2 separate regions of the Homo sapiens genome follow, and region 1 is linked to region 2. A link is a contact called in ENCODE Hi-C or POLR2A ChIA-PET data. All regions are on one chromosome and are shown on one strand. Each heading gives the region's core, a stretch centred on a gene start or an enhancer-like site at or near the end of the contact. The rest is flanking DNA. Distances are from core to core; before and after follow the strand shown.

What was found. A loop is a pair of places that touch in the nucleus more often than their neighbours do. ChIA-PET counts read pairs that join two places held with the same protein, here RNA polymerase II (POLR2A). Pooled maps may share reads with other maps.
Region 1: a loop to region 2 is called in a pooled map, with 2.4 times the contacts of the local background. The contact joins the promoter of DACT3 here to the promoter of PNMA8C in region 2. A Hi-C loop is called at or near these places in 1 of 37 single-sample maps with no recorded cell type and 1 of 50 pooled maps. POLR2A ChIA-PET finds 5 or more read pairs at or near these places in 2 of 52 experiments (OCI-LY7 and activated CD4-positive, alpha-beta T cell).

What each region holds. Positions count from the first base shown.
Region 1 is chr19:46,659,616-46,663,843 of GRCh38, forward strand. It overlaps DACT3 (dishevelled binding antagonist of beta catenin 3), which reads right to left and starts at 1,567. Exons shown (of 4, transcript NM_145056.3): 1 at 1,201-1,567. The coding sequence starts at 1,449. DACT3-AS1 (DACT3 antisense RNA 1) reads left to right here and starts at 749. Exons shown (of 3, transcript NR_040042.1): 1 at 749-793. RefSeq lists silencers at 1,365-1,614, 1,825-1,944.
Region 2 is chr19:46,427,104-46,431,504 of GRCh38, forward strand. It overlaps PNMA8C (PNMA family member 8C), which reads right to left and starts at 1,833. Exons shown (of 1, transcript NM_001386793.1): 1 at 1-1,833. The coding sequence starts at 1,256. The coding sequence ends at 642. RefSeq lists enhancers at 1-18, 1,564-1,833.

The DNA.
Region 1 (4,228 bases), core at 317-2,816, 230 kb after region 2:
GGCGTGCAGCCCCGGGAGCCTGGCTTCAGTCTTCCTCCCCACTCCCCATCTGGGGAGGGGGCGGTCGAGGTCAGCGGCGGGGAGAGCCCCCTCCACTGCCACCTCGGCTCAGGTTTCCCGAAACGGGAAGCTCTGGCCACACACAGGCTTGGGGATGGGGATCTGCCGTGGAGCCAGGGTGTGCGGGCTGGGGGGAGGGGAAGACAGACTGAGCCTGGGACGTCGGGCAAGAAGAAGAGAGCGAGGTGCAGACAGGCAGGAAGGGAAGGCCAAGGAGACAGATGCAGAGGGACACAGAGATCACAGAGACAGAGAGACAGGATGAAGAAAGAGAAGCAGACACAGAAAGTCACAGGGATGTGGCAGGACGGAGAGAGTGACAGAACCCAGGACGAGATCGGGAGACTCAAGGAATGACATAGAAAGGGGAGAGGCATGGGGCGTCCTCAAGTCATTCCGGAGACCTCTGCCCATCTTCCACCATGAGAACACCCAGAGTCCAGAAGTCTCCCCCAGGCGCTGCCTCGACCTGCCTCCCCTTGGGTCAAGGAGAGCTGGGGCCAGGTAGGAAGCAGGGGAAGTGTCACCAAAGGGTCAAGATCCCAGTGGGGGGTCCTCAGGGACTGTGAGCTTCCTCTCAGCAGTGGTCCCTCCCTCTGGAGGCCCTGAGATTCCCCTCCTCCCACCCCGCCCCCTCCAGAGATCTCCAAGCACACCAGGACTTAGGGAAGATGGAGCCCTGGTGGCGGGGCCCAGAGAAGGGCATGTTTGGAGCCTGGCTGTGTCACCTTGGGTGAGTCGCTTGCTCTCTCTGAGCCTCAATTTGTTTCTCTGTTAAATGGGGACTATCACCCCGTTTCCCAAGCCGCAAGAAGACAACGCCTGCAAAGTACCCGGTCTCGGGTTTGACACATACTTGGCGCCCACAAGGATTTTCTTTGGGGAAGGGGTGTAAGAGACAGGGCCTGTGTTTCTCACGAGGCCCCAGTGGGGGCGATGCAGTTCCCCCTCCCCCGATTTGGGGGCGGGGAGGCCAGGTCCGGCCCGCCGCCGGAACTCCGGGGTCGCCAGCCCCACCCCCTGTCCTTTCTCACTCCCTGCCTACCCGGGTCCCCAACCCCCGCCCGGTGTCTGAGCATCCAACCGAGACAGACAGACACAGACGGGGGTGGAGGGACGGACGGACAGGCAGCCCCTTACCAGCTGCTCCTCCAGGGCCGCTGCGGCCCGGCGCGCCGCCGCCGCATCTTCATCCTCATCGGCGTCCTCCTCGTCCTCGGCCTCGGCGCCCCCCATTCCGGGCTGGGCCAGCCGCAGCGCCTGCTGCACGCGGTACTCCTGCCTCTCCCGGAGCCAATGTAACTCGCAGAGCCCGGCCAGGCTACCCTCCAGCCAGCCCCGCAGCCGGCCCCGCTCAGGGCTCACCGGGAACGAGAAGGCCCGGATCATGGCTGCGGCCCCCCGCCCCAGCCCGGCCGGGCCCCGCGGCCACCCCTCTCCCGGTCCCACCTCCCCGCCCCAGCAGCCTGCCCGCCCGCCCGCTGGCCGGGCTGTCACCGTCTCATCTGCATAGGCGCCCGCCCATTGGGCCGCCCACCCGCGCCTTATCTGCATGGCCACGCCCCCGGCGACCGAGCAACAGCCGCCTATTGGCGAATAAGCTTCCTGACGAAGACTCTCGGGCGTGCAACCGCACCGCCCAACACGACGCATGCTCGCAACTGCCTACTCACTCCGCTCGCCACGCCCCCTCCGTGCAACTGCCTCGGGGCCCTGGCCACGCCCCCCCACGCGTCACAATGAAACAAGCCCGCCCTTGCTTCAATGCCATTGGTCTGTGCCTGGCCGGTCCTGCAGCAGGTTCCACCCTCTTGCGGGCGAGCGCTGGCTACCATTGGACTGTCCGGCGCGAGGGGAAGGGTGATCTATAAATAGGGAATGGGTACACGTGACAGTTTGGCAGCTGCTCCTACCCCTCCACCCCGCCCAACCTTCAGCTTCTGAGGCTGCGCAGGGGGAGAAAAGGGTTAGGGGGTCGAGCCCTGACTTCGCCTCCTCTTCCAAGAAGCCTTCCCAGACACTCAGCTGTAAAACCAGACGGACGTCCTCCGATGAAATTGTTTCTACTTAGGGCCGGCTTCACCGGCTTGGAATCCACTTAGAAGGGTCTTCGCGCTTGGTTGAATGTTCTGCAATTTCTGTCTTGAAATTTTTAGTTTTTGAGCAAGGGGCCCCTTATTTTCACTTTGCACTAGGCCAAATATGTAGCCGGTCTTGCTGCTAAGAGTCTAAGATCGATTGCATTCCAAATTCTGGAATTATAAGACCCTGGGTGGAAGATTCTATGCTTTGACCAGAAGAGAGTCTAAGCAGCTTTTGTCTCCCAGGTGCTAGGAGGATGTGTGCTCATCATTCTTCCATTCCAGGGGCCTTTGTTCTACGTTCTAAGGGGCTTTGTTCTCAGCCTTCTATGATGCTCTATTCTCAACGTTCTCTGGTCCTAGGAGTCTGAGCCTGACATTCGTTTCCAAGGCTTCCTGCTGTCTCTCCAGGCTCCGCAAGCAGGGCTGGGGCACCCTCAGGCGGCCAATCTGTATCACTACGCCGAGCCTGCCTCTACCAACTTCCAAGACCTAGCTCTAATATTCATACTCATCTCTCAGACAGACCTTGGCTCCCTAAAAGCCAAGGCCCAGAAGATCATACAAGAAATTCCCTCTTTTATGATTCCCCGTGCACGAAGTGACCTTCTGGTGGTGAGATGGAGAGAAATTGATAGTGGCGATAGACAGCAAAGTCTCCAGGAGCCAGACTTCCTCGGGGTGAGTCACAGATCTGTCACTTTCCAGCTGTGTGACCTTGGAAAACTTACTTAACCTCTCTGTGCCACCGTTTCTTCATCTGATCACGGGATCATAATACTGGCTGCCTCATACAGTTGTTCTGAGGATTCAATGAAATGTATTAGGTACTTGGAGCAGTGTCTTCCATGGATTAAGAGCCACAGAAGGGTTTGACAAATAAGTTTAAAAACTAATCTAGTAAGTTTCCGGGGGGAAATGTCTTGAAATTTATTAGAGACAACCTTTATTCAGTCTTCCTCTTGTTCAAAATAGACTTAGAAAATTAGTCGGGTGTGGTGGTGCACACCTGTAGCCCCAGCTACTTGGGAGGCTGAGGCGGGAGGATCACTTGATTTCCTTTTTGACTTCTTGATGCTTTTATTAATGATGATGCCAAAAGATTTCTGGAGAATCAGCCAGGCGCAGTGGCTCACGTCTGTAATCCCAGTACTTTGGGAGGCTGAGGCGGGCAGATCACCTGAGTTCAGGAGTTCAGATCAGCCTGGCCAACATGGCGAAACCCCATCTGTACTAAAAATACAAAAATTAGCTGGGCATGATGGCACACACCGAGACTGTGGCACTGCACTCCAGCCTGGGTAACAGAGGGAGACTCCGTCTCAAAAAAAGAAAGAAAGAAAGAAATTGAGAGAGAGAGAGAGAGAAAGAAAGAAAGAAAAAGAAAGAGAGAGAGAAAGAAAGATAGATGTCTGGAGAATCAACAAGCAACAGTTGCTTCCAAACATGGCACACAAACTGGATATGGTGGCATGTACCTGTAGTGCGAGCTACTCAGGAGGCTGAGGCAGGAGGATCACTTGAGCCTGGGAGGCTGAGGCTACAGTGAGCCATGATTGCACCATTGCACTCCAGCCTGGGTGACAGAGCAAGACCCAATCTTTAAAAAAAAAAAAAAAAATTGTGATTACAGAGACTGAGTCCCATGCAGGGGCTGTTAATGAAGTTGCAGAAGCTCATAGACCTTGATTTATAGATGGTAGGGATGGGAAGAGGTTCCCATAAAAATCGAGTGGTGCGTTGGGAGAGGCCTTTGAGGAAGGCGTGTAGGGCACAGTGCTCCATCCAAAGGCTTTGGTGGTGCGAGTGAAGGGGATGGGGCCCTGGGAGTAGTGATTTGTGCTGAGAAAGGGGAACAAAACTGACAATCCTAATTGCAGTTGTAAGACTGAGTAAACACTTTTGCAAAAGTAAGCCAGGGGCATTGTGGATCTTGCAGGCTGGAAGGTAGAATAGGGAGGGGAGATGTGTCATTTGGGAAGAGACAGAAGTTACAGCTGGAGAATTGTGATCTGAGAAGCATGTAATCAAAGATCAGTCAAAGAGAATGCAAATGAGGCCGGGTGGGGTGGCTCATGCCTGTAATC
Region 2 (4,401 bases), core at 583-3,082:
ACCTACTCAAATAGCTACTATGAGAGTCACGGGCAAGGTTTTGGTCTGTTTATTCCCCTTCTGTATCCCCAGTGCCTGGCACACTGTAGGTCCTCAGGAAATTTTGTTGGTTGCATGGATACATGGATGAATGAGCAATCCACACTCAACCAGATTTTATGATCATTCAGCTGTTACCCACATGTACTCAAATGCTACCTACGCTCACTCTGATGTCTCCAAGTAATTCAAATATTACCCACTTACTCTGAGTGCCATGAAGGCAGGGATTTTTATTGAGTTTACTCCCTTCCATATCCCCAGCTCCTGGAACATAGTAGGTATGCAATAAATATCTGTAAGATGAATAAATGAGCCACGGGCACCCAGACGTTAACCACACCCACTCAGATGTAACCCACAAGTTAGTTAACTCAGATAAAGATATCCACCTCTTTCGCACTAGTCAGATGTTACCTGTGCTATCCAAATGATACCCATTCTTACTCCAAAGTTACCCACTCACTAGAGTCATTCCCACCCTCCCTTGCATTACCCACACTCACTCGCACTCCTTAAACGTAGTGAGGTGGTACCTACCCTCCCACAGTCATCACCCACACCCCCTCAGACACTCCCCACGCCCACCCGATGCCACCACCTCACAGCTTCTTGTCTGAGGCGTGATGCCGCCGGCGGTTTTTCTTGTTCTTCCTTTTGCCCCTCTTGCCAACTCCAGCCTTGCTCTCCTTCTCGGAGGAGTCCAGAGGTGGCACCACGTCCATCTGGACGGTGGCCCCAGCCTCCGGTTTCTCCCCCAGCCCAGGCACAGAGCACTTTCTTGCAGGCAGCTCTCTGGGGCCCGTGGCTGGGGGACACAGTTCCTGCCTCAGGACCCGGGCCATATCCTCCACCGTCCTGCCCTCGCTCTGCAGAAAGAGGTTCAGCTTGGTCAGGAATTCAATGTCCTGCTTCCGGGGCATGTAGACCACTCTCCACACACCGCCCTTGCCCTTGATCTCCCTGGGGACCACGGCGTAATTGATGTCCTCCGTCAGCTGAATGATGGCCGCCTTGGATTTATCTTCTTCCAGATAGGCCTTCCCAGCCACTTCGAACTTGCCTAGAGGTTTGAGGGGCAGCCGAATAATCTCTTCGAATTCCTCGTGGTTGCAGTCCTCCGGGATCCCCAGGATCATCAGGGACTTGTAACTGTCCACCTCCAGGGCCTTGCACCCGTGCTCCAACAGTGCAATGTCCTTCACCCCGAACAGCATCTTGCCCAACTCTTTGAGGCAGCAGTATGCCCGCTGGTGGACACCTGAGCTGCCTCGGGAATCCACGAAATTATCCAGGATGCCGCGATTCCTTCCCAAAGGCTACGAGAGAGTGAGGCCTCAGGGGCCGGAGGCCGCTCCCAGGACCCCTTCGTCCAGCTCAGTGAAGGATGCCCCCAGCCCCTGCCTGCAGGGCTGTGCAACGTCGGGGCTTCTGTGGCTCCCTCTGAGTGGGCTCGAAGATTCCCAGGGACTTACGCGTGCTGGAGAAGCAGAAGGCGGTGTTTGCCACCTGACTCGTGGCTCCCGGGTCCTGGGCAAGGCTGCACCAAGGAGGGTCTAAAGATGATGCTTCCCCTTTCTTGGCGTGGCCTCCGAAGGTCTCACAGGCCCCAACGGTCTCTCCGGATCTGGGACTGCTGATCTCCCTGGGACAACTGCCAACAGAGTGTCGTAGGCGCGGCCCTGGCAGGCAGGGAGGCGCGTCCCTCACCGCTGGCCCAGAGGTTGCACTCAGTGCCCTGTCGCCGGACTAGGACGAGGATGTGGCCGCTGCACTTGCTCCCGCGGTGACGTCACCGCCTCCTTCCGCTCTGCGGCCTGGCGGTCTCCATGGCAACCGCTGAAGCATCCATCTCCTCTGCCATTGGCCGACTGGCCGCATTGAAATCAAGAGTCTGAGGGGGTCATTCGGAGGTGAGGGGTCGGCCACCAGCCCTCAGAAGCGCCCGCGATTCTCCTTTGAATAATAGCCGATTCCAGGGGTGAGGGGACAGCGAATGTACAAGAGGCACCCGGGGCATCTTTTGGGGTCAGAAAGTAAGGAAGTGATTAAAAAAAAAAAATGAGAACACCTGGAAAGACAGAGGAACCAGCCTGAAATGCTCCCACTGGCCAACCCTGGGACAATTTGAGCATCAACGTTAAAAATGAAAGTAACAGATTATAACCCCTTGAATAAAATTAGAATCTATGAGTTGATGTAGATATAAGCACGTGAATGCAAAGTTTGGTGAAGAATGTGAACTATCAAAGTACCTGCCCATATAATACTCATCAAAGGGAACAAATGTATCTTTACAGTGGAATGTTCTTGCATGTAGGACACACACACACACACACACACACACTATAATATTCAGAGCGATATGACAATTTAGACTCAAAATGCTTCAGAGGATAAAACATTCTTTTTTTTTTTTTTTTTTTTTTGAGATGAAGTCTCCCTCTGTTGCCCAGGCTAGAGTGCAGTGGCCCGATCTTGGCTCATTGCAACCTCTGCCTCCCCAGTTCAAGCGATTCTCCTGCCTCAGCTTCCCAAGTAGCTGGGATTACAGGCATGTGCCACCAAGCTCAGCTAATTTTTGTATTTTTAGTAGAGATGTAGTTTCACCATGTCGGCCAGGCTGGTCTTGAACTCCCAACCTCAGGTGATCCATCCACTTCGGCCTCCCAAAATGCTAGGATTACAGGCCACAGCCATTGCACCTGGCCGCGAAAACATTCTTTATACTATATTTGCAACTCTTCTGTAGGTTTATGGTTGTTTCAAATAAATGTTTAAAAATAAATAAGAAATGTCTCCCCCATGTGATGACATCCACAATGTCTATTCCTCTCCTCCCCAGTCCCCATTAATAAAGCCAAAACATTTGGGTTAGGTCGACACCCTTTATACCCCCAGTTCCAGGGATAAGCCCTGATTGGCTTGAACCAATTAGCATAATCTCACCCTCCTTCCCACAGTGATTGGTTCAGAAATGGTCACCCAGGTAACCTGGACAAAAAGCAATTAGTGCTTAATATGCCCCTCTTCTCTGAGATTGGTTAAAGGTTAGACACGTGAACTCAGTAAGTCCAGTCAGAATGAAGGTAAGGATTTCTGCAACTGGTAAGCGGAGGAAGACTCTCTCTTTCCTCCTAGACGTGAAAGACTAAGTATAGGAGCTACAGGAGGCTGTCTTGGAAGCATGACAAACTCTCTTCCTTCCTTCCTTCCTTCCTTCCTTCCTTCCTTCCTTCCTTCCTTCTTTTTTCTTTCTTTCCTTCTTTCTTTCAGACAGAGTCTTGCTCTGTCGCCCAGGCTGGAGTGCAGTGGCGCGATCTCGACTCACTGCAACCTCAACCTCTCAGGTTCAAGCAATTCTCCTGCCCCAGCCTGTAAAACAGCTGAGATTACAGGCGCCCGCCACCACGCCCGGCTAACTTTTTGTGTTTTTAGTAGAGACAGGGTTTCACCATGTTGTCCAGGCTGGTCTCAAACTCCTGACCTCAAGTGATCCACCTGCCCCGGCCTCCCAAAGTGCTGGGCTTACAGGCATGAACCACCGCGTCCAGCCAATAAACACTTTGAGGATGAACTTTGCATCTAGAGGAAGGCAGAGTTGAGGGAACAACCAGAAACCAGGCCATAGTCAGGAAGACATCATATGCCTCAGGATCAAACAACACCTGAAACCGACATCCCCTGAAACTTTGTTTTTACACGTAGTCAGAAGTGCACGAATTATAAATGAAAATCCATTAACTGAACACATGGTGTAACCAGCACCCAAATCAGTAAATGAACATCATAGCATTCCCAGAGGATATCCTGTGCTTTCTCCAAATCACTATATCCTCTTAAGGGAAGCCACTATCTTGACTTTCAACAGCATAGGTTAGTTTTGCCTGTTTTTGTATTTTACATAAATGGAATCACATATTACGTGGTCTATGTTTCTTGGTGAACATATATGTACATATCCATTAGTTTTAAGCCTGAACAAATGCCTTAGCAGATTCTACAAGTTTCCCAAACTGGTCGTACCATTTTATTCTCCCACCAAACAGTGTAAAAAAAAAAAATCCAGTTTCGCCACATGCTCATCAATACTAGATTTTTTTTTTTCCTGAGATGGAGTTTTGCTCTTGTTGCCCAGGCTAGAGTACAATGGCACGATCTCGGCTCACTGCAAGCTCCGCCTCCCGGGTTCACGCCATTCTTCTGCCTCAGCCTCCCGAGTAGCTGGGACTACAGGCGCCCACCACTAGGCCCGGCTAATTTTTTTGTATTTTTAGTAGAGACGGGGTTTTACCGTGTTAGCCAGGATGGTCTCGATCTCCTGACCTCGTGATCTGCACGTCTTGGCCTCTCAAAGTGCTG